3 separate regions of the Mus musculus genome follow, and regions 1 and 2 are each linked to region 3. Evidence: chromatin loops called from intact Hi-C (ENCODE). Cell type or tissue: left cerebral cortex. All regions are shown on one strand. Each heading gives the region's core, and the rest is flanking DNA. Links, peaks and the distances in the headings are about the cores only. Region 1 overlaps Osbpl3 (oxysterol binding protein-like 3). Region 2 overlaps Osbpl3 (oxysterol binding protein-like 3). Region 3 overlaps Gm31279 (a long non-coding RNA gene).

Evidence for each region. Peaks named below come from ENCODE experiments on the same cell type or tissue, not always from the same donor. Only the 100,000 strongest peaks of a DNase experiment are listed, where the experiment ranks them.
Region 1: a loop joins it to region 3, with 4 times the contacts of the local background. A loop is called at or near these places in 3 of 42 quality-filtered maps.
Region 2: a loop joins it to region 3, with 4 times the contacts of the local background. A loop is called at or near these places in 3 of 42 quality-filtered maps.

What each region holds. Positions count from the first base shown.
Region 1 is chr6:50,393,249-50,403,745 of GRCm38, forward strand. All of the region lies in intron 2 of Osbpl3 (oxysterol binding protein-like 3), which reads right to left. Among named protein-coding and RNA genes, the nearest start is that of Gm52900, 17 kb to the left of the region's middle. In left cerebral cortex, for the core only: no CTCF peak of the experiment used is centred there; DNase peaks (open chromatin) are centred at 2,576, 4,133, 5,033, 5,563 and 4 more places; H3K27ac peaks cover 4,118 bases.
Region 2 is chr6:50,404,165-50,414,661 of GRCm38, forward strand. All of the region lies in intron 2 of Osbpl3 (oxysterol binding protein-like 3), which reads right to left. Among named protein-coding and RNA genes, the nearest start is that of Gm52900, 28 kb to the left of the region's middle. In left cerebral cortex, for the core only: no CTCF peak of the experiment used is centred there; DNase peaks (open chromatin) are centred at 795, 1,715, 5,307 and 8,181; H3K27ac peaks cover 762 bases.
Region 3 is chr6:50,521,399-50,531,895 of GRCm38, forward strand. The region is part of intron 1 of Gm31279 (a long non-coding RNA gene); the gene reads left to right. Among named protein-coding and RNA genes, the nearest start is that of Gm26289, 13 kb to the right of the region's middle. In left cerebral cortex, for the core only: a CTCF peak has its summit at 5,491 (motif pointing left); DNase peaks (open chromatin) are centred at 5,237, 5,499, 6,253, 7,029 and 2 more places.

The DNA of each region.
Region 1 (10,497 bases), core at 1,765-9,764, 130 kb before region 3:
TCAGAAGATGAATCTAAACCAAAGAATGGGGAAACTGTAGCTCATGTGCTTGATAAAGTCCTGGTTTCCAGAATATATCAATATAAACTCAGCGGTTTACAACTCAGCAGTATTAGGGCAACTTTTAAAAACTGAGATAACTACGAAGACACAAAAATGGCTGCAAGACACCTAAAGTAATGCTCAGTACAACTGCCATAAGGAATATAACTGAAGCCCACCAAGAAATAGTGTCTTACATCTTAATATGTAACCACCCTGTAAAGGGACTATAACTTATATATTTTAGAATTGACCAGAAACAAGTCTTGTGGAGGATATGGAAAAATGGGAACCTTTCTGACATTCTCATAGAATTGTATTTCTTAGCAATCTGACGGTCCATCAAACTATTGAAAATGGAGTGACAAATGATCCTGCATTGTTGCTCCCAGACCCATCCTCAGTCACACAGAAGCATGGCCACTTATTCCAGAGCATTCATGGCAACACAATTCACAGTACCCCCAAAGTAGAAAGTACACCTTGCTAACATTCCTTGGGAGCTTCAAGAACGTTTTTAAAAATCCCACCAACATTATTTTGAAAGAGCCTGCTTAACTTAAAAGAGAATGGACTTCAAATCAACACGGAAGCCTATGGCCTACATCAGTCCATACAAAGCCCAATAAATCTATCCCATCCGGGAGTCTGTGGGAAGCAAAGACGAAACAGCAACAGCCAAAGGTCAGGGCAACTCCAACACACGAGAACACCCACACAAATCACTGGGCAACACAGTCATCCCGAGACCCTCCAACCTTCTCTTGAGACGCAGCTAGATAGTCACACGGAGCAATCTGGGGTTTCCATGATGTCAAAGACTTTCTTCTGCCTTGGGAGGGGCACCTGCTTAGATTCTGCAGGTCTATTTGCATGCCATCAGGGGCCCAATTAAAACCCTTACAGAATGACTAAAAGCCCAATTCGGAAGCGATATTAAAATCATCCTCCCACTCTGCAGACAACTGGCTGATCTCTGACTTGTGCATCTGTTTTATGCTTAGCAGTGATGTTATCCAACAATTAGGGCGGGGTACGGGGAGTTACAGCTAATTCTCAGAAATACCACCACCTAGGTTAAAATAGACACACATTTACACAGATTCGCACAGACCAACCCTTCACTAGTCAGTAAACACACAACTTAATGAGCTCTGAAGTCCCATCATCTTCTGTCCAAAGCCCAAGACAAACAGAGCAAGCGCATATAATTCCAACTTTTGAGAATCAATTGTTTGAAACCATTTATTTATAGCCCAGTTTCTCACAGATGTCTGCCTGCTTGTGGTCATGGGCTCAGGCCAAGGCAGACCTGAGTAACTGTTGAAATGTATTCAAACAGTGAGGTGGTGAGACCTCTTTTAGAGGAAAAAACACCTTCTGGTTCAGCTGCTCAGAAGTGGCGGCATTCTGGCCACAGCTTCAAGAGACAGAAAGAGCTCACACCCTCTCTGGTCCCAGGAACTCTAAGCTGGAGGGAAAAGTGTCGGGCATAGTGCATGCTAGAGCCCAAAAGAAAACCTCCCAAGGGACCTTCATCTGCAGGGGCTCTGGCTCTGTACTACCACCACATAGGTCTAAGGTCAGCCTATCTGGAAATGAGAAGAAACATGAATTAGCATTATGGGATTTTAAAATACAACATTCACACAGAAGGTCAAACTTCTAGGTTTGAAGGTCTGTGTTTGTTCAGTAATTTGCCAGCAGGGTCTAGACCTGAGTGTCTTAGTTACTCTTCTCATTCTTGTGATAAAATGCCTAACAGTGGTTAACTCAGAGAAAGAAGAAGGGCACGCAGGAGAGAGGGAAAGACTAGCAGGAGATAGAGAGGAAAGATCTTTCTGATAAATCCTTTTTAAATCTGCTACAAGCCTGTGCAGCCCACACTGGGAAGGGCGGGACTTTCTGAATCAATGGATGCAAGCAGGTGAGGTTCTCTACTCAGTGGTTCTACTTTGTGGCAAACTGACATTAAAACCAACCTAAATTGATGGTAAAACAATACCTGTACACGCTCTACTATATGTTATGAGAAGTTCCATAGATACAACCAAGTCCCCCTGTGATATGACAGCCCACAGTGTGCTACTCGGTAGAGTTCAAACTCAGGTGTTCCAAAGTGAGGCTTGCCCTGGCCAGCAATCTATCTCCAGGGTGTCATGCCACACCTTAAATTTATCTGCCTCCTGGGGCCCTGATTTTTCTCAACCAGAGACCAATTCCCTAAGCAGGGAATCACATCACTAAGTAACCAGGATGGGGGGTGAGGGGGGGAACATAACATTTTTTTCAGGGGACACTGTGAACTTTTGGAGTTTGTTTCTATAAAGATGCAGGAGTTCAAATGCATCCTCTCTAACTCCAAGTGAAGGCTGGGGAGCGCTTGGCAGTCATGGTAGCCTCTCCCCCATCCCCTAGTCTCTCTCATCCAGTGAGCCACCAGCTCTACCCTGGCCTCAGTCTGGCATGCTCTCAGCCGAGCACCTGCTTCTGACTCACAGCCTCGCTGCCAACCCTAATATTTGTTCCAAATTCCCCAGCCTGGCTTCAGTTTCCAGGTCAAGGATTTCCTATTCACCCCTTTCCTCTACCCCACACTTTGAGCGAAAAGAATAATAGACCAAAGCACCCCAGGAGAACTGCAGGGCATTAGCCTAGGGTAAAGTCTGGTTTTAGAAAAGGAGAAAAACAGGGAGGAGACCCTGCCTTGTATGGAGCATGGGAGATGGGAAGGACTAAACGAACCATCCTCACCTAGAAACAAGAGGCATCCCAGTCTCTGTGGAGGTGACTAAGGATCCAGGTGTCCCTGAGTTCTCCTGGCAGGGCAGGGAGCAAAGCTGCCCCAGTCCATGGAGCCAGGACAGACTTCTCCCCTAACACCTAGCCTCTCCCTGACCTAACGTCTCCCACTCTCTGCATAGCTCTACTGTCTAGGTGGCCGCAGGACACAGGCAGCCCCTGAGTTGACTAGATTTTCTTCCTCAGATTCTGAGAGCTGGACATGGGGACCTAGTTGGCTCTCATGATTGCTGGATTTAGATATCTGTTGGAACCTGAGGGGTAGTTATTACAACCCAAGTGTGGAGAAAGTAGGGAAGGGACAGTGGCCGAGAGGGAAGTACACTGAGACGGTCAGGACGAAAAGAGAGATGAGCCACCTAATGAGCCAGTCAGACAGGCAGAGTGATGTGTGTGTGTGTGTGTGTGTGTGTGTGTGTGTGTGTGTGTGTATGTGTGACACCCAAGGGTGGATGAGTGGTTTGGTAGGAGGGGAGAGAAGTTGCTAGTCTTTCTATCTCCAGGGTGTCATGCCACACACACACACACACACACACACACACACACACCCTCATGCTGCTTGTCTGGGAGCTGAGCTGCCCCTGAACAATCCCAGTGAGAACCTTCCCATATCTGATCCCCTTTCAGTTACTATTTAGAAAAAGAAAAACAGTTTTAAATGGCAATGTCCAGCGAAGAGAAGGATGGGAGCAGACAGAGTTGGCAAAACATCCAGGGAACCTGCTGAGCCATCACTAGCAAGAGTTTATAAACATGGTCTTACCTTTGGCTCCGTATTTGTAATAGAAGAAAGGGTGTATATACAATCCCATGAGCAGACACAGCAGCCAGTTAAACAAAGACCAGACTACATTAACTCATCCAGCAAATAATGAAGCCTCTAAAAATCAACGTTTGTGGCAGGACATTAACAATGCACAACTGCCTCCCACCCTGCTTTTCCCATTTCCCCTTCACAGCGCCTCGACTGCATGGAACTACGAAAAACACAGGTGCTGCTTAGGGGTTTTCTGTCAACTCAACACAAACTTGAGTCTTCTGGGAAAAGAAAACTTCAACTAAGAAAATGTCTCCATCAAATTGGCCTGTAGGCAAATCTATGAAGCATTTTTTTTTTAATTAATGATTGATGTAAGTGCTCAGGCCATTGTGGGCAGTGCCTCACCACGACACGTGATCCTGGGGGGCAGGGGGGGGGAAGTATAAACAAGCAAGATGTGCAAGCCCTGGGGAGCAAGCCATGGGGAATGCGCCAGTGAGAAGTCTAGGCTTCGGGCACTGCCTCTGCAAGAGTAAGCAGAATAACACTGCCCCGCCCCAAGCAGCATTTGATGATGGAGTTTTATCACAGTAGCAGAAAGCAAACTAGGACAACACAAGACAGGAGAAATGGATGCAAGAAAACATCCAAAGACATGGAAAGAAGCTACACCCCATTCCTCCCCTTTCTTATTGTCTGGATTTTCAATATTTCAGAATTTCAATATTCAATAACAGCTTATTCAACATTTTATACCCAATTACGTAAAAATAAAATGAATTTGAAGAACTGTGAAAATTGTAACCCTTACATGGTTTTTATGGGGAACAGGGTTGCTGGAGTGTGAATCCAGGGTCTCAGGCATTCGAACCACACACTCTACCACTGAGTGATGCTGGGGTCTAATGTAGCCCAGGCTGACCCTTGAGCTTGCTATGTAGCCAAAGATGACCTTGAACTAGTCATGATCCTCTTGCCTCTACCTCCCAAGGGCTGGGACTGCACCATGAACTCTTGATTCCCATCTGATTTTGTATTTGTTGTTATGAAGTTGGGATTTTCCTAGCTCAGTAGTACCAGGATGGGTTTCTGAGCAGAATTACTGACTCTGGAAACAGCAGTCACTCAGTAGCCCTTCTTCCCAACCTTGACATGGTGACACTATTTGAAACAATTCTTCCATGCCTGCCCTTACATGTAAGGCTAAGTTTACTCTCTGCAAGAAGGGAGTTAACTCCATTTATAAGTGTTTTGTTAATGCCAATTATCTTCAACCTAATCAGCTCTCCTGAGGCCCAAAGGAGCCACTGGACAACCTGATTTTGGCCAGGAGGCCCTGAGATGCCACACGCACCCATCCTCTAGAGCTCTGGAGACCTGGAGCTGCTGACACGCCTGTCCTGGAATGAGTGTGCCCCTCTTCTGTTTCTGTGTGTGGCACATGGGCAGGCACACGCGCACGCGCACGCGCACATGCACACACACATGCGCGAGGGAACGGTTTGGATTTTATTTTTAAATCCCATTGCATGCACACAGTGTTGGACTAAAGGAGCCACTACTGAGACAGAAATCTTTCTGGTATGATTTTCACTGAGCCACAGTGAGCTACTCCTCTCTGTGAGCCCTTTGACACATCCCAGGAGCCCGTGCAGTGCAGGCCAGCAGGTTTGAGTTGACGTGGATGTACACACCTGACTTGGTTACTTATTGTCCAATCCTTGGAGCATGGAGGATCATGTCTCCTTGCTGTAAAGCAGACTGGTGTCTTTTCTTGAGCAGAAGAAACACCCTAACTCCAGCGTAAACACCCCAATACTGAATGAAGCATCCCCACTTCCCTGCTGTCCTTCTCATTTAATGGTAAAGTCCACCTTCCTTTCAATGGCCAGTGGGCGAGCCTGACAGGTGACAAGTGAGCACAAGCAAGGCCAGCTTTCCTTCCATGCTAAACCGAGGAGAAAAATCCTCCAGGAACAGTCTCAGCTTCTAGGGGCTTAAAACGCAGCTGGCATTCCCTGCTCTGCCTGGCACACTTCACTGCCTATTTCTTTCTCTAGCTGTAGCAACCAGAGTCATGGGTCCGGATTAGCGATGGAAACCGGAAGGGAGATGGGTTTTCCAAAACAGCGTGACCGAGCAGGCTTTCTTCTTCACGCTTTAACGCTGGTAGAGTTAAGAGGGCAACTAGTTTCCCATTCTTCCATGGCCTCTGCTTTACCCATTTTCAAACACGGAAAAGGGTGACGTGAACAGATACTTGGGCTCTCACAGCTTACTTCTGAGGCAAGATGGTTTACCTGAGGCTTCTCTCAGATGGTCCTTGAAAAACTAAAAGGAGCCCTTGCCAGCCTTCTGCAGAGGTGTGATGGAGCGAGCCAAAACCGGCTAGTGGGTGGGCTCCTAGAACACTCTCTGTTGCAGTAACTGGAATCAACTATCTTGTGTGTGTGCACTTGTGTGTACAGGAATGTATTAGCCACACATATGGAAGCCAGAAGAGACCATCAGGACCACTCCACTGTTGATCCCTGCTTTATTCCCTTGGAATTAGGTTTTTCTTTTTCACTGCAACTTGCCCTTTCCCCCTCCCGTAGTACTAAGGTTACAGGTACGTGTAGGACCAGGCCTGATTTTTAGGTGGATGCTGGAGATTCAAACTCAGGCCAGCATGTGTATGTATGTAGCAACTGCTCTTAGACTTAGAGCCATCTCCCTGCCCTGTCACAAGGGCCTTCTTGGTATTCAGCATGGAGACAGCCTACAGTGAGCTATTCACAGCCACAGGGCAGTGCTGATAAGGTAGATAACACTTCATACAAAGCAGTGTGGCAAAGGGCCTGACCTTTGTTTTCTCTTAGTTAGGGATTAAAAAGATTTGAGTAGATATGGGCACTGATGATTATTCAATTAGCTGTTCCACGATGAGTCTCGGGTTCCAAGAGGCACAGGACAGGGGAGCACTCTTGGCGGGGGGGGGGGGGGGGGGGGGGGACACACAATGCCCCATTCTCTCCATCTTGGTCCCACCTTCAGGGACTCATGTTCAAAGTGAGTCCTAGATATTTCAGAGACAGCTCTGAAGCCAGGAGCTGGCAGGGGAGTTGGCAGAAGGCAGACATACATTTTATATGCAGTTTAGAGGTTTCTGAACAGCATTTTTCTAAGCTCCAGGCTTACGGGATTTACATTTTATGACTCAGAACACTAACTGTGATCGCCAATGTTCTTATTTTTAGACTTTTTAGGCTGAGAATATGACAATAAATTCTACCTACTCTTTCTACAAACCCTCTCTACTTCCTCCAGGGAACAAAAAAGCTCTTGGCATTTTCTGGGTATTATTTTATTTGCATATACAGGTATGTAGTGAAAAAGTTGGTAAGTAAATAATTAATAACTGGATCTCAAAGTGATTCTTACAATTGCTGCATAAGATGGCAAAACATCCCAGGGGTACAGAAATAACTTGTGCATGGGTGGACTCTTCAGTTTCCTCACGGCATGCTGGCTCTCAGTTCTGTCTGTCTGCTCAGACAAGTGGCAAGGGACAATGACAGAAGGACCACAGTATGACAAAAAAGGAGACCGGAGATGAGTCACTGAGATCACAAAAGTAGTTTGTGCTTTCGACCAGTAACGCTTTGCCCTCCAGAGCCTTACCTGCCCTCTGCTCTTTTTAAAATAACTTGTATTAAGGTATACTCGATATACTGAAATGCACTCCTTTTAAGTGTCAGTTTGATGCGTTTGTAACAACTATATCCACCTACATAACCACCACTTCTGTCAAAGAGGGAACACGTCTCATTCAAAACCTCCCTCACAGTCTGCGGTGTGCCTGCAGCTCCACACCCGAGTCCTCTGTTACTGCCATCGTGTGACTTGTCCTAGGACTCCTTAGCCCTGGGACAGCACAATGTACAAAGCTTGGGTCCAGCTTCCAGTAAGTGTCATTCAGATTCCCAGTTCCTTATTCCCATGGCTCAGTGGATACCAGTGCAATTTATCTGATCTGGGCTGATGAACAAACAAATGAAGGCTGGATTATCAACATTAACCTGCCATGAACATTTGCATAAAGGCCCTTCTCTGGGGCAAATGTGTAGGCCACTGGGTATGTTTAACTCTACTGACTGCAACTTATGTTCCAAAGTGGCTTCTCCACTTTATGCTCTCATGACCAAGGTCAACACGTGGGATGCCAGGCTTCAGTCAGTCGTGTGCAGGAGTATGTAAACTTCCATGAGTTTAATTTATGAAATTTCAAAGTTTAAAGCATGAATTCCATTTTGTTCCTCCTCACGAAGAAACCCGCATCCTTAGGATACTGGGCAAATTAGGTATAATGAACAATGGGTCAGGAGCTAGGGGGTTGATTGTCGTAACCAACCTTCTCACCAAAGAGCCCTCGGGTGTCAGAAAAACAAACTATCTCATCTCATTTATTTTTCCTATTAGTGATAAATAATTAAGTAAAGAGCCATCTAAATGGCTCAGTTGGGAGAGTGCCTGCTACGAAGCCAGATGACCTGAGTTGGATTCCCCAAACCCCACATGGTTGAACAAGAGAACTAAGTTGTCCCCTCACCTCCACATGCACACCTTGCCACCAGCATGCCCCCTCATCAGTAAATAAGTATAAAATAAATAGGTAAGCTGGACCAAAGAGTACTGAAGTTCTTGTTATGAATCAGTTTTGCTAAGAGCGTCGGAGTCCTTTCGTAGGCCAGCAATGTTCTGCATGACGGCTGTGGTTTTCCGAGAGAGTTGGTATACACCCTAGTCAATGAAGAAGAACTAACTCCCCCAATACACGTGCATCTAGAAAGAAGCCTCATTTGATGCTCCTCTGCTTGGGTCTTCAGGCCGCATTGCTGACCCCTGCTCTGTGGTGGTCATCCGAGCTTAATTTCAAATTACACCTACTTCTTAGACGTTCTCGGTGAAAATGCATAAACACGCACTTCTGGCCATTTGTATTTTCCTTCTGAAGCCTTAAGCTGCACAGAGTGACCCCGGTCTCAACCTGTGCTGCTGCGTATATGAGGTAACCCTACCAGCTTCTAAGCAAATGCCAGAAGCCATGTCTGTCTCTTGGTTCCCATAAGGAAAGGTGAGGTTAATGGAACAGGCAGAGTTGGAGGAGGAGGGCAGGAGCCATGCGCTCTTTACAAAGAACCATAAGGAGTAGGAGAGCTGGGTCAGAGGTGACCAAAGCTGGGAACAGATGCACAGCAAAACAAATGAGGGTGCTTTGTTTTTTTTTTTTTTTTTAAGTTGCAAAGAAGTACTTACTAAAGAAAAAAAATCGACTAAAACATCTGGTGTTTGGGGACAGTGGAGAGGAAACCTTGACATTTATTTTTTATCTTCAATTCCTGTCTAAACACACAAATCATACATTGCCTATCCAAAATTCAGAATTCACTGAGCAAAGGCTCCCCATATCTAGAGAGAGCTCACACTATGCCAGCAGAAACTGAATAAGCCTTCTTCTACCACTGACAGCAAAGACATGGGCTTCGGTGGGAAGTCCATTTCACAGGAACGAGGAAACTCACCTCGCTGGCTAAAAGATTCCGTACTAAAAAGAAATATGAATATACTTCCAGGGACCTTTACCCAAGGGAAGATGGAAGATAATCTACCTGCTGCCAACCCAGGTGATCATTAGCCTTTCTCAGATCTCTCCTTCTTGAAGATCCAATGACAGTCAAGGTACATTCCCTCCAGAAAAGTGATCATTAAGTTAGGTCGGTCCCCTGAAGGTCTGGTGATGTCTCTAAGGTTTAAAGGACCCAGGTCTGTTTACTGACTCTGAAATGCCATCTCTCTGTGTTGCCCAGGCTAGCCTAGAATGCACAATCCTCCTGCTTCACTCTCTCTGTAGCTAACTACAGACCTATGCCACTCTACCAGTCTCTGGACCCTGGGTTTAAATGAAGGACCTGTTCATGTTCATGAGCTGAATTCGCCAGTGAGATTTCACTGACAATATTTCAAACAAAACCAATATCTGGAAACAAAAAAACAAAAACTTCCCTCCAGTCCAAATGCCAAATTCAAGTATGGCTGAATATGGAGATGTCTTTTTTTTTTTTAGCTCCAAAAATTACTTAACATTCTCACAGGAAGGATGTGTTCAGAGACAGAAAAAGAGCTGTGTGAAGACACTGCCCCCAGATGTCCATTCCCCCACCATCGCCCCTTCACATGAAGGTGAGATGCCTCGTCTGTAGTCACGGGGATGCAGTCAGAGCCTCATTTCTGTAACAAGCCTTCTCTGAAGGGTCTCCTCCTGTGAGACACCAGGGAAAGGAAGTGTCTGGCTAGAAAAGTGTGCGAGAATAAACTGCAATGTGTGACTGAATTTGAAAAAAAAAAGTCAGAATGGAAGGAGATAGAATTTGAGAATTCTGGATTGTGAAGCAAGTTCCTGTCTTTAGTCTGCAGACTAGTAGCACCAAAGACGTGTGGGTCCAATCCCTAGACCCACAACCATCCATCTTAAATGGCAAAAGGGACCTGGCAAGCATGGTAATGATAATCCCTGGACATGGGAAGACTGTTTCAGACTATCCAGGCGGGCCCTACCTAAGCAAGAGGACCCTTTAATGGGAAACAGGACGAGCATTAGCAAACCACAGAAGCAGAGGAAAAAAATTTGGAGTGACTTGAGACCATTAGCCAAGAACTGCAGTAGTCTTCCCAAGATGGAGAGAACAGGGCGTGTGGTCCCTATCAGAACCCCTGGGAGACACTGTTTTCCCCTTGCCGGCCCCTGGCTTTCAGCATCCGACTTCCAGAACTGATCCATTACAGCACCAGTAGGGAATGAATGTATTGCCTGTATCATGTTTCAAGGGGGTAGGTGAATAAAAGTGTGAAAC
Region 2 (10,497 bases), core at 623-8,622, 120 kb before region 3:
AGGCAGGCCACCTTCTCATCACTAAATCCTACACTATCTTTCCTGGCAAGGCCACACTGTGGACCGTGGACCTGAGATAGGCTTGCACACTTGAGTGAGCAATCACCAACACATGAGAGGAGCATGAATATGTGAAGAAAAAATGCAAGGAGAAAGGGGGTGCTGAGGTCTCAATGCCTAGCTCCCCTAGTTTTCATAAAGTAAAATCTCATCACCAATCTGATGGCAGTGGGAGCTGGGTAAGGGATCAGTTAGGTTAGGAAGGCAAAGCTCTTACGGATGAGATCAATAACCTCCTGCTTGAAAAAAGTGGGCCCCAAAGTGCTACCTGCTCCACCCGGCAAAGACAATCCCAAAAGGTATGACCCAGGAATCAAGAAAGACACTCTCAGGAGAGGCCATGCTGGCTGTCACTTCAATCTTGGGCTCTCTAGTCTTTGGAACAATGAGAAATACACTTCTGTTCTTTTTAATCTACGCAGTTTTTGGTATTTTGTTGTAACAACCCAACCTGACAAGCTGATGGAGTCAGGCATTTGAGACGCGCCTTGACAAGAATGGCATTTCTGACATTCCTTTTTAAAACAAAAGAAACATTTCAAACTCAAAGTGGCCCCTGCAGACAGACCTACTGTGGTGAGGTGAGATGCCGGGCTGTAACCAGTCAGCTGCCTTCCCTTCACATTCAAATTCCACACGTGACCGAAGGATGCTGCCGAAGCAATTCTAGGCTTCACGGTTCACAGGAGGAGAATGGACAAGCCGCTGCCCAAAATAGTTTAATAAGGCCAGCAATGACTCACAGAGTGACAACAGGCCGAGCCAACAGATGCCTGCACAGGGCAGCCCAGGCGAGAGGGAGGCTCATGGCATAAAGTTAAAACGGAAATTCAAGGACAGGAAGGGACATCCAGTTATAGACCATGAGGACCACCAAAAAGACAAGGTCAAACAAACATTTCAGCTTCATAATTCATTAACACCATCTTGGTGACAAAAACAACAGACCCTTGAGTGTCAAAAGCAACTACATGCACCTACCTAAGAATGTTTCTCCCTCCACTGGACTCTGAGTAGGTCCCACGTTTGCGCTATAATTGTATGTGTATAACATTTTCCTTTGTGTATGAATAATTAGGAGGAAGCGAAAAGGACAAAACTCCCAGACATGAACAAGGACAGTGGCAGGCATGGGTTAGTCTAATTCCCAGAGAAGATTCACCCACAGTGTGACCGCTTGGAACGTTGACCAAATTTCCCATTCTACTGCTATTCCAGAGAAAAACGAGTCACTCCATAACACTGTAAGTTTTTTAGAGCATAACCCTGAAAACAAAACTACAGCAACAACAAACATCAACAACAAAAGCCCCGTGGGCCAGTGAGAAGGTTCAGGAGGTGAAGGTGGTACCTATGAAGACATGCAAGCTACACGTGGTGGAAGGAGAAGGAACTCGGAGTCCCACTAGTCGTCCTCTGACCTGTGTGTGTGTGTGTGTGTGTGTGTGTGTGTGTTCCATGCATGGCGCACCTCTCTCTCTCTCTCTGTCTCTCTCTCTGTCTCTCTATCTCTGTCTCTGTCTGTCTGTCTGTCTGTCTGTCTCTCACAGACACACACACAGAGCTATGTAAGATCTTCATGGGTATTATGCATAGAATAAATAGAAACCCTATAACAATAAACTGTGGAACTGCTGGCATGACACCAGCTTTATTTTCTATAAATAGTCCATGGAGAAGATGGGGAAGGCAAAGCTTGGAAAAAGAAAAGAACAGAATGGGACAAACTTTGCAGGATACACACACACACACACACACACGCACGCACGCACACACGCACGCACGCACGCACACCCACAGAGTTAGACCTAATGTGTGATAGTTTTAAAATGGAAACCTGTGAGAAAGTAATTTTCTCAGCTGGAACCAAACATAGGATCAGAAGTAACGGGAGAAAAAGTCATCCCAGAGTGTTGTTTTGATATGAAAGTTGAATCTCACGTTGCAGGACAGACCTCATCTGAAAGACACCTGCATCAATCATCTTAGTAGGTGTTTATTGTGAAAATCCCACAGATAATCACAGCATGCTTAACACTGACCTTACCGGCAAGGGTAAGTCTCCTTTGCTGTGTGTCTGGAAAGCAGTCATCTTTTCATTAAAACCCTTTTGTGTGTCTGAGTCATAAGCTCTAATGACAATCAAATTCCTTGGATTAAAGACAGAATTTTCATTGAACAGGAGTGAAGTGAAGTATTTGCCAACCAAATCAAAGCCCTTCATCACCTGCTAGAGAAGAAGGCGCCCGCTGGGCCTAGACAGAAGACAACTCTCATGAAAAACAGCATTTTACTGAAAACACCCATGCCTCTTTGCTCCCAACCCTGAGGAGGACGCAAACGCTCAATAGTCTCAGTGGGGCAGAGCGGTCTCAAAGTTAAGTTGGAAATCACGAAGATCAATACCAGGGAAGGGTGGCTAACTGTTCAGAAGGCCTCCGTCTCGAGATGGAGCCTGTAAACTGAGTTTTCCAGGCAGCCTCCATCTAAGTGGGTAGTTCCCAGGTGTTTGACGCCCTTGAAATGCAGTGGAATGGAGTGTGGTGCGAGCTGAACTAAGTCAGCTCTCATCCATTGTCTATTCCTTGCCCATCATTCAACACTTAGACTTTCTGAAACATCCAGAGAGGAAATCCATAAAAAGCCACTTTTCTGACTTTAGCTCTGTTGTACAGGTTCATTCCATGTAACACATGGTCTTCAAAATTGTGTATAGCCACTGGAGGACGATCACAAAGACCTTAGAGTAGTCTGTTCTCTCTTTAGACCTCTTTGAAAAATATGGTCAAGTGGCTTGTGGTAGTTAAAAAAAATAAAATAGGTACAAAAAAGTCATTAAATGATTGACAGTGGATGGTGCATTTACACCACAGGCTGTATAATACACAGTAAAATACTAAAACAGGCATAAGAGATTTTTTTATTTAAAATAATTACATATTCATAACTGTTAGGTCTCAAACCCAGGACAAATGCCTAAGGTGCCCATTAACATATCAAAGAGAATGCTGGCTGCCTGTTTCTTCCAGCATCCCTCAGTCTCTAGCTGTTAAAGGGCCCTCTTGGCTGGCACACCCTCCCCATACTCTGAACTCTCCAGCCCAGCTATTGGGCGGAACTCCCCTCCCCAGCTTCTCTGGCCCCTATATAACTCAACCATTTTGGTTACACTGGTCTCCTGGCCTGGGCCACCCTTCTTGGTCAGCAATACTTTCCCCTCTCCTCACATGGCTTCACTTGTTTGATTCAGACTCCCCAGATGTTTCTGCCTCTGGCTGCACTCTCCCTTGTATCTACAGTAAAATAAAATTTAGACAATAAAGTTACCATTCTGCCTGAATTTAAAAAGAATGGCAATGATCGATTAACATAATATAGAGGTTAGGTTTTGTTGGAAAATTTGTTGGACCCCTTTTCCATGCAAGGCACTGCTGTATTTGGGGGTGCCCTCACCCCCTACAAACACTGACATTTAATTTTCCTCTGTAAATTTTATTTTATGTTCTCTGATGTTTATCTTGCAATGAACAGAAATAGCATAAGTAAAGCAGAGGGGAAAGACAGGAGAAGGGAGGGAGGAGAGGGCGTGGCAGCCAGGCCTACATCCCTGCTACTGGGGAGGCTTCAGCATGAGGACCCCATGTTCAAAGCTTGCTTGGGCTACAGAGGGATGTGAGGGCCAGGGCAGTGAAGTGAGACACTTTGCCAAATCTATAAACTGTAAGGAAGGGACTAGGTGATAGCTCGGTTTTGAGTACCTGCCTAGAACTGGGGTTAATCCACTGCATGGGGCCAGCACAGTCTCCTAAAAGCAATCCCTTTGTCTCTACCTAATTCATTCTGAGGTTCCTCCTGGCAGAGGAGTCATCAGCAGGATTATCTCCACTGCTCCCTAAAATACAACCAACTTCATGACTAAGGGATCCAAACCTGTTTGTTTTCCTCAAAAATTAAGTTTGAAAAGTCCTCCTCAACCTGATCCCAGACAGGAAAAGAAAACTGTTTAGTTAGGAATGATTCACAGCCTGTAAGAAATGAAGACGGTCTCCAATGCAACCTCTAGTGGCCTCCACAGTGCACAATAATCTGGCAAAGAGCCTCGAGGCCTTAAGATGCCCCTAAGACCACTGCCCTTAACAAGGTCAAGCTGCAGGCCAGCGAGCCACCTTCTTGCCCCTCCTGCGAGAATGAAGTCCGCACATCCATGGGAAAGTAAATGTCCACTTTTGACCCAAAAAACAACCCCAGCTCTGGGCTTTGAAGATTTCTATGCAGACTTCTGCCAGGTGAACAAAAAAAGACAAGGTGAAGAACAGTCATTCCAGCTAGGGACAGGGCCTGCAGGCAGCAGGGCTGCAGGGGACGGCGGGGAGGGGTGGGGCTGCTGAAGACAGGGTAGACATAGGCTCAGAAAGATGACTCTGGCAAACATGTTGAATGCCATTGATGTCAGTCAGTCCTGACCCACATGCAGCAGGAAACCAGACTGGTACTAAGGTGAAAAGCAAGTTGAATAGAAAGAATGGAAGAGGAGATAAATAGCTGAGCTCCTAAGAGCATATCTAGTGGACGTTAGAGAGGCCTTTGGTAGGGCATCTGTGAATCATTTTCATTTTAGCTAATGACTTCATGTTATACATAATTGTGATGGTTTGTATATCCTTGGACCAGGGAGTGGCACCATATGAAGGTGTGGCCTTGTTGGAATAGGTGTGACCTGGTCGGAATGGGTGTGTCACTGTGGGTGTGGGTATAAGATCCTCACCCTAGTTGCCTGGAAGTCAGTCTTCCACTAGCAGCCTTTGGATGAAGACATAGAACTCTCTGCTCCTCCTGCGTCATGCCTGCCTGGATACTGCCATGCTCTCTCTTTGATGATAATGGACTGAACCTCTGAACCTGTAAGCCAGCCCCAATTAAATGTTGTTTTTATAAGACTTGCCTTGGTCATGGTGTCTGTTCACAGCAGTAAAACCCTAACTAAGACAATAATCAACAACTTATTTTTCTGTACATTATTCTTCAGTCTTGCCCATATGTCACATGTAATCCTGGTTGTTTCCTTTGAGCTGTTCTACAGAATTGTACTGGTGAAATATACAGATATCTATCCACCCAGACATTTATATTGCTTCCCGTTTCGTGTTCAAACAATGCAGCTGCAAACAAAACGTACATATGACACACCCACACACCTTTGCGGCACTCTACGTATCTAGTTTGAGTGCTGCATCCACAGTGCTACTGGCTCCCACCAGCTACTTAACTGCCAAGAATCTCTAACCTACCACCCTGTCTTCCGCAGCCCTTCAGCCTCGCAGCGCTGGTGCCTGCAGGCACTGTCTGTAGTGGAACCAAATGATAGTTCCACTAAGAAAACATGAGCTTTCTCCACTTTGCACGTCGCCCCTGCTTCCAACAGCCACACTATTTAGTGTGAACAAACCTGTAGATATTGAATAGTTTGCTTGGTTTATTTTTCCCCAAAGTATATCCCATGAAACGTTGAGAGGGAACTACAGAGCTATGTTCTGCTTAGGCAACAGAGCAGAAACAGCTTTGAGATGTATCTGGCTGAAATTGGCAGAGGGTAGAGCTTAGCTGCTGCCTTGACCTGAGTGTCTGTGTCCTCCATTCTTACCCACCCCCACCCCCACCCCCGTGGTCACACAGGATGACACCTAGTCACCACAGTGAGGGATTAGGTAAGACCTCTGAGCAGTAATTAGTCTAGAGCACGATTAGCCTGATTTTAAAGGGTCCCAGTATGCAGTCCTGCCTGATGTCTGCCCCGAGACAGAGGAAAGACCATCTGTGAGGCACAAAGCCTTCAACACACACCAAACCTGAAACACCTTGACAGTGGACTATCAGCCTCCAAAATGATGAATGATAGACTTCTGCTGTTTATAAACTGCCCAGTTTGGGATAATTTGCTATAGCATCCTGAATGAGACCTGAATTAGACCACCTGTTACATAAAAAGCTACAGAAAGTCTTTCCAAAATTGACTGGTCCACTCTTTGGGCATAAAGTACCCAGCATCCTTCCTTCTACCCTGGATTCCAAGACTTCTACAAGGTCCAAAACAGCTTCTAAAATGTTGTCATCTTCCATTTTAAGACAAGATGAAGGGAAAAGAAAACCAGTAAGGATAGGCTCTCAGCTAAACAGCTGTCTTTTTATTAGACTTCTGGGTGGCTGCTAAGTCAGTCTGTCTCTGTCTCGGTGATTCATTCTCTCTCTCTCTCTCTCTCTCTCTCTCTCTCTCTCTCTCTCTCTCTCTCTCTCCCACCCCTCTCTTTTGCATGTTCATCATGCATATCCATGCACTCAGGTACACACATACACATAGGCATATGCATGTGCCAGCTTTAGTCATATGACAGTACCTAGCTGTAAGAAAAACTGAATAAGCTGTTTGTTTGTTACTGAAGTATCTATGTTTTGAAATAACAAGTGCAGTAATGAAAGAGGAAAATGAAAAGTCCCATACTTTAGGGAGAGCGGGAAACATGAGAATTATTAATTGTCATTATAAGTGAACTGATTCAACAAGATGCCAAACATAAGAATAAGGATGAGGGGTGCAAGAGGCGGATTTCAGAATCCTGAGCTGAGAGCTATCAGATGAAATCATAGGAATCATTAGGATGACCAAGGTCAGTGCAGAACAAGAAGGGCCAGTGAGGGCCACATAACAGGGAAGGCAAAGCCTAAGAGAAAGAGAGGAGCAAAATTACTGCAGGAAATGAAACACACTGTTCAAATAAATCAAAGAGCAAAAGGCTTCAGGGGAGTAGGGGCTGTGAAAGCCTCTGCAACCAGCCTAGCAGTCACTCTCATGGACACCATCATTCCCACTATACAGAGAGTCACTGGAACTACATGTATATATGTATATGTATGTATGTACACATATACATGTGTGTGTGTGTGTGTGTGTGTGTTTATATGTATGTTCCCATTATACTGGAGAGCTACATGCTTGTATGGAGCCTGAGTTCACTCTCAACCCCAGGCTGTAAATGGAAGATTCTAAACCTCTGAGGTAAGCCCAAGCCTCTTACCATAGATAAGCTTAGGCAAGCTCCTAACATAAAACCCTGGCTAATGAGCCTCTAGGCAATGTTTGGAGGAACAGCACACAGGGGCCAAAGCCTGAGTAATACATTTGCCCCTTTAAGACAATGAATGGAGCCACTGGGACGCTTGAAAGCTTCCAGACTTCTTCATGGGTTTTCTGATACTTGCATCCAAAGCCATTCACACAGGAGGGAAGCCCTGGGAGACTGGAGATTTAGAATGTAGTATCCCAGTCCAGTCACTGAGAGTTCCAAAGATGGTAGCAGCTCTACAGGCTGGGATGGTACAAGCAAAGCTTGGATGGCTTCTCCTAGTAACTCTGCATCTAGAGAAAAAGAAACAAAGATACATGCCGAGGTTGAGAAGGAGATCGGAAAGAAACTTGTACTTTTGAAGATGAGAGTCTGGGAACCTGGAATCTGCAAAAAGATGTTAAAATGCTGGCAAGGAGGGGTGGAGAGATGGCTCAGCGGTTAAGAGCACTGGCTGCTCATCCAGAGGTCCTAAGTTCAATTCCCAGCAACCACATGGTGGCTCAAGATTATCTGTAATGGGAGCTGATACCCTCTTCTGGTGTGGATAGCTACAGTGTACTCACATACATATAATAAATAAATAAACCTTAAAAAAAATCAACTGTTGATAAAGGAGTCAAAAATCAGGTAAAGAGTGAATTCAGGGACAGCAGTATACAGCCGGGCTGCATTTGAACTAGAGATACAAAAGAGACATTCAGAGGAGGAAAATGTGGTACCCATCAAGGAGATGAACAAGTCACGTCCCAGCAGGTCACATCAGAGAACAGCCACCGAGGGGATGAAGGCAGGCAGGGGCAGCTGGAACTCTTCCCACACCAATCTTCTCACCCCTTCCTTAGGGAGAATAATAATGGAATAGGCAGAGACTCTCTGGCAACAGGCAGACAGCAGGTTGTAAACCCTAGAAAACCCAGCCTCTATTTCTAGGCAACGCCTCCTCCCCCAGTCCTCCTCCTCCTTCCTAGTTGAGCTGTGTCCATGAGAAATAAAAGACACACAGGAGGAAATTCGTTGCCTCCGAGATGCCTCTCGTGTCTCTGCCAGTGGTATTTATTTGCTTTGTTCTATCCTGGCTTCCTGCCTGGTTCAGGGCACAGTGATTGCTTTAGCCCAGAAAACTGCAATAGCTCCAGCCTGTCTTGCCCACTCATGGCATTTCTCATGGCTTTCTGCTGTGATGCAGAGCCAGCTCTCCCAACCCCTCAGGAGATGGGCCACCACATCCAGCCACTGAACCACTTGGTGGCAAACTATCTTCAGAAGTCACCCATGCCTTTCCTTCAGTTCATCTTCTCTCCTTTGCATTTCCTCAGCCTCCAGCAGAGACTCCATGTGTGCACAACTGCCTCTGGGTGAAGAGATCACTAATATAGCCTAAAATAACACATTCAGTTATTTGGCATATAATACATCACAACGTGGGATTCTTCACAAACTTAAAGGTAAATGATGTATAAAATAAAGTCTTGACCTAGGGATTGTTAGGTTTCAAACCTGGGACAAATGGCTGAGGTGCCCATTAGCATATGAAAGGGGACCAGGTTCTCCCTGCTCCCCTCAGTTCCCACCTGTCAAGGGACCGTCCTTGCTGGCATACTCTGTCCCCTATCGAAACTTTTCCATCCCAGGGGCTCGGCTTCCCTTCTCCCAGATGCCCTTCCCTATATAATTCACCCATTTTGGTTACCTGGCCTTTCCATCTATACTTCTCCATCCCAGGGAGAAGGGAAGCTGGCTTCCTTCTCCCAGATGCTCTTCCCTATATAATTCAACCATTTTCATCTCCTCTCTTTTGGGGCTCCTGGCTGCTCCATCTGCTTCTTCCCCTCTCTCACCCCTCCTTGCCCCTCCCCGCCTCAAATGCATGGTTCTAGGTCCTGTCTACTCTGGACTCTCCCAGACACGTCTGCCTCTGGCTGTGCTCTCCCAGATGTCTATAATAAGCTTTCTCTTCCACCATACCTAGCAACCATCATATCCTTTCCTTTTTATTTTTTCATTCAGGGATATTACCAGTGGTAGAATGGATACTTAGCATACCCAAGACCCTGGCTTGATTTCCAACACTCTACAAATTTCTAAAAATTTAACTTAAAATAAATTTAAAAGGCAAACTATGTAATGATATCATTCAAAGTTCTACACAAATGTGACTCAACTTTTCCTTCCTCCCTTTCCTTCCAACTTGAAATCCAGCACAAGGTTTCATAGTCAGTATCTGCCCTGTCTTTCCCAGGAGACAGAGGCTTTCTACATAACATGCAATGCAGCCAGAAGAAATAGGCTTTGCTCCAGGAGGCTGCTATGTAACCACACTACCTTCTATGAGCAGAAAAAAAAAAAAAAAAAAAAACCATAAGCCAGGCCCAACCTCTCCACACCATCATTGAAGAGTGGACCCGTTTGTTTGTTTGTTGGACAGAAAGCACAAGAGTTTCTGGGTTTCTCTGGTACAAACATTTTGCTTCCTCTTTGGTGCAAGGTTTCAGTCTCTTTTCTGAAACTTTAGAAGCTGGAAGCACCCAGCATTGTTTTCTTTAAACTTTAAAGGGGTGGCATGGCATGCATCTCATGCTTTATATCATGAGCTCAGCCTGGCTCACTAATATTCCTCCATATGGGAGGAGCATCCTCATCAAGAAAGATTAAAGGCCCAGCAGAACCTTGTGTTGGGGCATAGCAGACTTGGTCATTAAATGAGCTTAAGTAAAACGTAACTAACAACAACAAACTACTCCTATTCACAACTATGGTACAGACCTGTCCTGCGAGCTGGCTGTGCACGCCGGAGCTCACGGAGCTAGGCAGCACGGTTGCTCTTTCTGAACTCAGCTATGATGCTGCCTGTTCGGAGGGCTGTCATCTGTGTAGTCCCAAAGAAAATGTCAACCTGAAGCTATAAGAAACATCCAGATAACGTGTAGGCTTTCTGAAAGCTGCCCCCACTAGGTCTCGGTACCCCACTAATTCCTTATCGTCCTCTCCCCGCCCCCCCCAACCCGGCTGTGGCAGAGCCCAGAGACTTATGATTCCACCCATTACACCCCCTGCATGGTTTCCCTAGCACAGCACCACACCCGTGGCTCACACTGGCTGTGTTCAAGCTGAGAATCTGCCCTCTCTCTGTCCCCAGTACTCTGGGTCAGACCACAGTGGATCCTGTGGGAGAGACCAGAGCACTCAAGCTACAGAGGCAGGCAGCCTTCACGTCTGCTTTTATATCAGAGGTTTTAAGCAAGGAAAAGCAACCTTTCAGACAGCCCATTCAGACATTTCATTCCAAAACAAAACGCACAAGCAGTTTCCAGCTTTT
Region 3 (10,497 bases), core at 1,276-9,275:
GTAGCTTTAGGAAAATGTTTTTCTCAGCTTTCTCTCTGGAGTGGAGCAAGTCTTAGTTAAGGGCTATATCCTAACCACTGTTTCCAGAAGACCAGCAGCTGTAAGCCTGGCCTCAGAAGAAAAGGGAGGTCACAATATAACGCTACCATGTGATGTTGCGTTCTTGAAAATCTTCCCCTGAAGATTTTAAATCCATCCCACCTGAAGTCATCAGTTGCAGAGCACTGTGAAGAAAAACAAGAAGCAATGGCAGAGTACTCTAAGTAAATACGAGTGATTTAAACTGGTAGTGTGCTAAAGGAAATGGCCGTTGGTGGTTTTAAGAGCTTGCACCATAAATAAGCCACCATCAAATCTGTTAACATCAGTCCCTCCTCCCCTTAAAGTGTTATCTTATGTCTTTAAAGTGGCACTGCACTGAGAAAGGTGCAGGGAGGTGTCCTCACAACACGTGGGCAGGAAGGGCTCCATGTAGGCTCTGAAGGCAGGATAAACCTCTGCCTTCACCTTTAATCACCCCAACCCCTCACAAGGTCATCTGTGGCTTTGCCTTGACCTTTCCGCAGAGCTGAGTTCCTTCTGGGGAAGAGCCTCACAAATCATCCCACCTCCTGGTATGCAACTGTTCTCAAGAGAGTTTTAGCCTATGTTCATTTAAAAAGTATTGGTTATCGGCACATAATCTAAGTGGTCCACATGCATTGTGAGTCACTTGTCTTCCAAAGGATCAAGCCAGACACAGTTGTTACTTTTGGCTGTTTGTTGGCTAGGGGTGAATTAGTGTGCATTAGTGCTCTTCACATGAATTAGTGTGCATTAGTGCACTTCACAGTGAATTAGTGTGCATTAGTGAACTTCACAGTGAATTAGTGTGCATTAGTGCACTTCACAGTGAATTAGTGTGCATTAGTGAACTTCACAGTGAATTAGTGTGCATTAGTGCACTTCACAGTAAATTAGTGTGCATTAGTGCACTTCACAGTGAATTAGTGTGCATTAGTGCACTTCACAGTAAATTAGTGTGCATTAGCGCACTTCGCAGTGCATGTTTGCGACCGATGATCAACACTTTCTCTTTAAGGGGCAAGTTTGTCCATTTGTCATCATGTTTTCACATACTTGATGTGACCTGAAACCCTGATGATCATGTGAGAAAGTCCTTCTCTCCCAAAGACTATGACACCTTTTCATTAGAAATGGGGGTTGCTTTTGAGACCGAGGAGGACGACAAAGATCTCCCCCTTTTAACCCAACAATGGGTAGTCAAGAAAAGGCACGACTCCCCAGGATATCCTAGAGCATTCCTGTGGACCCAGCTGCCTCACCCATGAGGGGTTATCTTGGAGGAAATGACTATGTTTATATGGATTTATACCTAAGCAGTTGTGTCACAGAAGGGCAGTTAGTTGTGTCACCTATACACCCGAGTTAAAGAGACAGAGACCCCTTTCTCAAAGTGACCCAGTGATGGGCCTGAGACCGTGAGCTGAGCGGTGGTCTGTGATCAGCGAAGCCTTTTCTGTGGCAGGCAGAAATATTGTCAGACTAAGGATTACCATCCAACATCCTAAGTCATCCCAGACCGCGTGACCTGGCTACACAGAGGCTATCAGCTGACTCATATGCCAATGTGACTGCATGAAGAAGCCCTTTGTGGGTTGGTGAGAGTCTTTTATTGGGATCAATTTGCTCCCAGAAAACATCTTGGAAGCTCACCGACATGGTAGTCACAGATCCTCAGTAAGTTTGGCAACACTAAGAATACTGCTACAAAGTCCTAAGAAAATAAGTTTAAAAAAAAAAACTGAAAATTGAGATGCAATAGATTTAAATGAAGTTTTGGTCCTGCCACTGTTGTTGATTTGTTGTTGGCACTGTCAGCCGTGAGAAGATTAGAAGCTGTGTCAATCGGCCTCTGTTGCTGTGACAAGATGCCTGAGTGAATAAACTGAGAAGGAGGATGGGCTCATGGCTCCGCAGCCCCCAGCCCAGGAGCACTTGGCCCTGTTACTTTGGGGTGAACGGTAGCACAGTACAAGATGGTGACTGGGACAAGGTTGGTCAAGACCAGGTGGTACTTTTTAACCCTCTGAAATACCAACACAGGTCAAAATGTTCCAACAAAGCTTTAAATTCAGTCCCAGTGATCTGTCCCCTGTCTTCAAAAAAGACACATGCCCCCTTTCTTTCCCTCATTCAGTAACCATGGAGCGCCCATCCACTATATGTCCGAGTGCTGGGGGGACTGTACTCATTGAAGTCCTGCCCTCCTGGAACCAAACAATAAATATGCTGACAACCTAAGGGCAGGAGGTGGTGGGTCCAGTAAGGAAAACCGAAGCAGAGCAAAACCATCTTTGTGCCAACCCCAGGAGAAGGGAGGATTCCAAACCAAGGGAGTAGCCATTGAAAGAAGTGGGGTGGAGTGAGCAGGTTTCAGTGCTGAAAAGGTTAAAGTAGGAGAGGTCTCAGAGAGCTGGGTCCCTAAGGCTGGGCAGGCCTTAGAGAGCCATCTGGAGATCATCTTCAGGATGCAGAAGTGAAGTCAGCCGAATGTTCTGAGCAGGGCATGGTGGCTTGATCTGACTTATTTTGCTACTTTGGTAAATGTATATTTTGTTTAGCGTGTGAAGAATAGATTGCAAATGGTGGTCCAGGGTCAAAGCAGTGAGCCCACCTCAATGGCTAAGACCTTGCCGACCTGCTCCGTGGAGGTGGAGGTTTGGATGTGACCTGTTCCCCACAGTTCATGCCTCAGGACTGGGTCCTTGAGGTGGAAGTTTGGGGAGGTAAGTGTAGTGGGAGGTGCCTAGGTCAGCTGGGGCAGGAACTCAGAAGGATTAGATGTCTCTTTTTTTCCCCTCAGTTCTAGATTCTGTCTGATTTCTCTACTTACTGCAAACACTGCTCTGATATATTCACGGTCTCTACTTGCTTGCCTCCGTTTTCTTCCCAGTCTTGTTGCTCCGTGTTCTCTGAATAGTGCTTGAAAGGGCTTTGTTCCGATGGCCTGCTGGACCCTCCCGGTCTCTCTGGTTTCTAGTTCCAAAGGTGAACTCTTCTTCCCTCAAGCAATCCTGCAGCTGCGATAGACCGCACACAATGCTACCCGGGGACCCAGTCCCGAAAGCACACCGCCACACTGAGCTGTTTGGATTTTGGCTAAATAAATCCTTTTTTCTTCATAACTAGCCTGCTTTTGATGTTTCATTATAACAATGAAAACTATGTTATTACAAGGTGTGATCATGGAGATAGAGAGAAATGCTCTGTTAATGATACACTTGGATGGGATCCCAGCACTCAGGAGGCTGAGCAGTAGAGAATTAACTGGGTTCTCAGATGATTTTGAGAGCAAAGAATCTGTGATGATTCATTAGGGCCTGGCCTGAGGAAATGGGGTGCATAAAAACACCAGTCTGAGGTAATCCAATCACAAAAGAACACACATGATATGCACTCACTGATAAGTGGATATTAGCCCAGAAACTTAGAATATCCAAGATACAATTTGCAAAGCACATGAAACTCAAGAGAAGGAAGACCAAAGTGTGGATACTTTGCTCCTTCTTAGAAAATGCCCATGGAAAGAGTTATAGAGACAAAGTTTGGAGCTGAGATGGAAGGAAAGACCATCCAGTGACTGCCCCACCCGGGGATCCAACCCATATACAACCGCCAAACCCAGACACTATTGCATATGCAAGAAAGATTTTACTGACAAGACCCTGATATAGCTCTCTCTTGTGAGGCTATGCCAATGCCTGGCAAATACAGAAGTGGATGCTCACAGTCATCTATTGGTTGGAACAGAGGGCCCCTAATGAAGGAGCTAGAGAAAGTACCCAAGGAGCTAAAGGGGTCTGCGACCATATAAGAAGAACAACAATATGAACTAACCAGTACCCCCAGAGCTGTGTCTCTAGCTGCATATGTAGCAGAGGATGGCCTAGTCAGCTATCAATGGGAGGAGAGGCCCTTGGTATTGCAAAGATCATATGCCCCAGTACAGGGGAATGCCTGGGCCAGGAAGCAGGAGTGGGAGGGTTGGGGAGCAGGGCGGGGGATGTATAGGGGGCTTTGGGGATAGCATTTGAAATGTAAATGAAGAAAATATCTAATAAAAAATGCCTAAAAACAAAACAAAAACACCAGTCTGAAATGGATGAGGGTTGAGTAGAGTGAAGAGAAAAATGAAGAATCGGGTGCTGATTTGTGAAGGTTGAGACACTTTTGATGAGAAATCGGAGGTGTCAAAAGTCAGCCAGACACAGATGCTGGAGTGGCAGAAAGAATCTGGGGGCAGTGTATGCTGATAGTGCAGTAAGTCGTAGGGCCATATTACGTTACCTTATTCTAGTTTCATTTCTGTTGCTGCTGACAGAAAGCAACTTAGGGGAGGAAGGAATTTATTTCAGTTCACAATTACAGGTGACAATGCGTCACTGCACTGAAGTCTCAGTGACATGAGCTTGAGACAGTGGGTCGCATCACACCCACATCAAAAGCAGAGGGCGATGAGAGCCTCCGTACTGATTTGCTTGCCTGCTTACGCTCAACTTCATTTCTCTCCTCATAATACAGTTCCGGACCCCTTCCATAGGGAATGCCGACACCGCAGTGGGCTGGGCCTTCAATTAACCTAATTAAGAAAATCCCCACAGACATGCCCGTGGGCCAAGCCAATGTGGACAATCCCTCATTGAGACTCTCTTCCCAAGGGATTACTACAGTGATACAATTGTATCAATTTGACAATTAAAGCTAACCACAAGAGGAGCTGACATGCCTAGAGAGGAAGGCCAGAGGTTTAACCTCTCTGGAAGGCCAGAGGTTAAAACCAGAAGAGTGCGACTGGGAGACAAGAGCGTTGCACCTGAGGGAAGGCGTTACAACCCAGGTGAGAGAGGGCAGTTCAGCTGTTCCACGGGTCTGGCAAGCAGTGTTTGCAGAGAACACTTCGGCAACAAGACTGACTAGGAAGAAAATGGAGGCAAGGAAGGGGAGACAATGAGTATATCAGATCAGTGCTTGCAGGAAGTAGAGAAATCAGACAGATTCTAGAAGTGAGACAGGCCGTGTGAAGGGGCCTCTCTGCAAAGGGGCGATAGGGCAGCGTGGCTGCTGCTAAGAATGATTCTCTAAAACAGAAAGAAACAATGGTGCTAGAGAATACACACTTCAAAACAAACATCCCAGTGTGTCAAAGCTCTTGGGATTTAGGACACGTGTCTGTGCCCATGTGCTTGCTTCAGAGCACCTGGAGTGAGAACCCTGCGGGTACAGTCCAGAGGGAGCAGAGCCAGATGGCAGCAACTCGATGCTTAAGCCTCTCCTGTGAACTATGACCTATTATAGCATGACATTTGGCAACAGAATTTTAGATTTAATTTTTGTTCTTCAATCCATCCCTTAAAAAAAAAAAATCTAAAATAGGAAAAGGACAGAAAGGTGCAAAGTAGAATGGATTGCTAGGATTCAACAGCGACACCTTGTGGTAGTGAGGTGAATGGCACTAGGTAATAAGTTCCTTCTGGCCGCACATTCCCTTCTACACCACAGAATCCAAGGCTGACCCCCTTCTAGTGTGCGTGTGCGTGTGTGTGTCAGAGGGTGTCTCTTCATATAGGCAAAGATGGTATTTTCCAATGGGGAAAGTGGGTTCTCAGAGTCACATTTAATAATTTAATTCTCTTCTGTGGGTTTGGAAGGCTGAGTTCCCACCTGAGTTTCTGAACTTGGGCTGTCACAATTCCTTTGTTATGTAAAGTCAGACAAGTCTCAGAAGGGACTGTGGCCAAAGTCTTGCCACAGGAAAAGGCACTTGGTCCTAGGGATTCCTGTTGTCTTGTAGTTTACAACCTCTCTTAAGATCCATAAAGAGAACTGTGGTTAATTTTGATTTTTTTTTCTTCCTATAGCTTAATGCTACAGAGGGTCGTGAGGTCCTGGAGAGATTCCCTGATACAGTAACTCAGACAGTTTAATTGGTGAGGGACAGATTAAGTTCTCAATATTTAAAATAACAAAACAAAAGTCCTGAAAAGAATGAATTGTGTAACTAGATGAAAATATTCAAAACTAATAAAAGGGGAAATTTGTGTAGCTGAAAAAAAAATGTTTCTGCCCTGACGTAATAATGAAAATACCAGAAAAGGTCATCGCTCCTATGGGACTATTATGGGATTGGGAGATCCGTGGGTGGCACTCGCAAATCAGCCTCACAGTTGGATTCTGAGACAAATTAAACCTGAGTCAGAGTCAGGGCGTGAGCCTCCACTATGCCTGCTAAAGGAGACCGCTTCTCAGCCCGTCCCAAGCCAGCATGGATTTTTACGTTAGTCTCCTCTCAGCCGGCTTCAGATACAGAGAAAAAAATGGTGTTTTGTTGGAAACTGTATTTTCTAGACTCCCCCCTCCCCCAAGTCAGCCCCTCTAGGGGTTTCCCATTCAGGTTCTGTGGAGGCCATTTGGTGACTGAAAGAAACAAATTACTGATACAAAACCATTTTTGCCCAGGGCTGGTCAGGGTCCCACCATCTATGCTTCTACCCCAGTACTCTTCAGTGTTCCTCGGCTGTGAAAATGCTTCCTAGCCTCCTCATGCTCAATGCTGATTGAAGGACCCTTACTAGTTTTCTTATTAGTAACACCCTGAATATATCTTCATTTTTACATCTGTATTGATCTCATAATTAAATCCTATGTTGAAAAAAATAATCTTAAAAAATAAATTTTGAAGTCATAAAAATACTTTAAACATTCTCCTTTTGAAAATTATTATTGCTTTGAGCTTTGAAAAAAAAATCTTAGAGGAAAACGAAGAGGTGGGGTTGTGGGGAGCAGGATACGCATGCTCCCCTCTCAGAGGACACGTTCAGGAGTTGCTGCGGCTTTGCTCCCTCCTCATTTTTGAGGTGAGGCCTTGCCTGCCTGCCTGCTTCTAGCTGAGCTTGCCCACGCATTTCTGAGCCATTTCTCCGGCTCTGTCTCCGTCTCTGTCTCCCACCTTGAGTTGAAGTCCTGAGAACCCAAGTGCTCATTATGACACCTGGCTTTTTCTTAGGTTCCGGGGACTCCTGACTCTGGTCACTGGGCTTGGAAGGCAAGTTCTTTACCCACTGAGCCATTTCCCTGGCTCCGCTTCTTACCGGCTATTCTTGTTTTACATAGTCTTTGTTTTTATATAGCTTTTACCTTGTCTTAAATCTAAAGTATGACTAAGAAACGGGAAGTGAGCGCTTGATAACCCGGGTACTAGGTGACTTCAAGACTTCTGACCCAGATATTCTGGAATATTTTATGCATCTTTGAACAGGAAACCCAGAAGTAAAATTTCTTGTCTGGTGTGACTGTTTTCTAAAAATTGTGATAAAATATAAAACTTATCATCTTAACCCTTCTAATGACTTGAAGGAAAATAATTATAAACCAGGAGCTCCATAAAAGAATATGATTGGCCAGGAAAGGACAACGCCTTAGCCACATTCCGGTCAGAACCCGACCGACCTGTGTCTGCTTTTGGTTTTCACCAGACAGATTTTTTCACAATTTAGAACAAAGCAGATTTGGAGACTGCTCTATTTGGTTACAGAGCGTGGGCTGCCACCGCCCGCCCCACTCCACCTCCCGCCCCCGCCACCCCCGTTCCTACTGTCAAGGTTGGAAACTACAAATCCTTCATTTAGATAAAACTGTAAAAGGAAAGCCAGAAATGCGATTTCTTGTAATTTCCATGCTGCCTGTAACTAAAAATAGACAAGGCGGAAAGCAAAGAGACCATGGCATTTAGCTCTCACTCTTTGCCTGGCTGGATTTAGAGTCCATCAGTAGCGGGAGGCACTCCTCTCCACCTCTCGCTGTTATAGGAGTGGATGAACTCGGGGAGAAAGACCGTCCCTGGGGTGAGTGGACCTGGCCGTGGCTGCACTCTGCCCCCGAAGAGAAGCATGTCAGCTCAGTACAGTATCCCCATCTCCAGTCCCTGGTCTGCCCAGATGTAAATCCCGCTCTGCTGCTTTCTTCCCACCGTTATAGACTGAACCCCCTGCGACCATGAACTGAAATGAATGTCCCTACTCATGTTCTGAAATGGCACCTCCGTCTCCTCCCAGCTCAGTGCTGAATGCTTTTCGTACCTGCAGGGAGTTCACCCATGCCTGGCAGCCTTCCTGGATTGCTCTTCTCCCACTACTATTTGAATCAACTGGTTTGGAAGTGAAAATCTGGCCCTGACATTTTCTACCAAGAAGAGTTCATGTCGCTTCGGGCGGTGGTGGCTCACTCCTTAAATCCCAGCACTTGGGAGGCAGAGGCAGGCCGATTTCTAAGTTTGAGGCCAGCCTGGTCTACAGAGTGAGTTTCAGGACAGCCAGGGCTACACAGAGCTACCCTGTCTTGGAAAACAAAACAAAACAAAACAAAACAAAACAAAAAAAAGAGTCCATGTCTAGAAAGTGAGTCTTTAGTTTCTGTCTGGTTGTGAACTTCAGTCAAGCAAAATGACCCCAGAAGAATAAACAAAGAGGGAAGGTTGGAACTGCTCTGATGTGATGGTAAAGGTCTATGAACCAGATACTGGGGTGCTTTTGAGGGTTCTGGCTCTTACACTGGGAAGGAATGGGTGATGGGCCAGGTGAATCTGAGCCTTCATCTTCTAGTTTCTGTGTTCCTAAGACACCACTTGCTGAAGCAAAAGAAGGAATGATTAAGGAAGGGGAGCAGTGTGTGACGTGTTAAACATCCAGAGCCAGGAATCCCGGCAAGAGACAAGGGAGAAACAGACAACCAGGCTAAAGACCTGGACTGGGGCGTCGGCAAGGAGATGGAGAAGAAAGAAAGAATACGTGGGCATTTCAAGAATAAAATCAACACGAATGGAGATGTACTGCACTGCAAGTGCTTTTAACATCCTGAGTTAGGATGGGCAAGAGAAAGCAGTCAGTTAGTAGATTCAGGCATTGTTCACTGTCCTAGCCTGTTTCTTGTGGCTGATAGCGCAAGTCCACAGACTGGGTGTATTATAAAGGAAAGAGGACCCAAAGTCAGGAGACGGTATCTGGTAATCATCTCCTTGCTGGCAGAGTTCCAAACCAGGACAGGACATTTTTTTTCGAGGGACAGGGGTCCATGTTGGTAACTCTTAAACAGTCATCAGTGTTTCACCATGGATGATCTGCCCTGAAGATTTTAGTCCTAGTCATCTTGTAAATACATCAAATAAAGGTTCTATGCTGCTTTGACTTTTTAAACCCTCCTTTAATAAGGGTTCTTAAATGCCTAACATTCCTTCCAGCCCACCAAACACCAGAGGTAGTGGAAAAGAACAGCTATTAGGATACAGGGGGAAGCGGACCTGTCTAGAAAATTGTTCTTTGGAGCAAATCCTGTGTTGTCAGGAAATCAGCAGTTCAGTTCACAGGAATCAGCAGCAGCAGCAACAGCAGCAGCAGCAACTTGATCCACTGGCAAACACTTCATGAATATTCCAGCAGTCCAGTTCAGTAGCGTCAAGGTAGTGAACATGAACTAGCAGCAGTGGCATGACCCAGCAGAAACAGCCAGGCCTCTGCCAAATTGACAACAGGAGTGACCTAGACCAGCAGGGATGCCAAGAGAAGTTCTCTGCCATGCCTCTCTCAATGAAGTGAAGATCAGTGAAGAAGATGTGAGATGAACTAAAAGTTGCAAAGCTAGCTATGCAAGCCTCCTGCCACTGTCTGTGGAGTCGTATTTATACTCTGTCCTCCCACCAGTCTTGCCTCACCACATGAGTCTGTCTTATCAAAACTCCACATGAGTCTATTAGCTGACATCACCCTGCCAATCTGCCCAAGTCCATGGAAGTTGCAAGAAGCCACAGGAACCTCATGAGAAGTTCTTTACGGAGTTTTTCTCTATGGTGTCACCATAAGTGGAGCTCAGCAACACAATGTAAGAGGAGCCAATACATGTGTGTGTCCTTAGTGAAGAATCCTTTCGTGTTCTTGCTTTAGCAAAACATCCTTTCACCTGTGTCCGATTTAGGAAAACACTCCTTCATGTGTCTGTCCCAGCAAAACACCATTGGACATAACTGGCTTTCCAAAGAAACCATAATTATCCACATCTGTTCTACCTCCTTAATGCCTCACAGTGCCGATGACATTCCAATATGAACTCCATCTGGTGTTTTAATCACATCATTCATCCTTCAACTCAGATTCATTCATGGGAAGGTAACAGTGACTGGTAAGACTACCAAAAGGTCAAGGTCAAGTATACATACCATTAGAATCCAAGACTAAGAGGTAAAAAAAAAATAAGAAGAAAGATATTTGAAGAAATAATGGGTGAAACAATTGCAGATTTAAAAAAACAAAACAAAACAAAAACACAAAAAGAACCCTGTAAGTATATATTAGGAGACTCAGCTATTCCCAAGCTGAGAATTATTATTATTTTATAATAAAATAAAATTAAAGTTCCTAGGCACTTTATCACTTAATATATGAAACA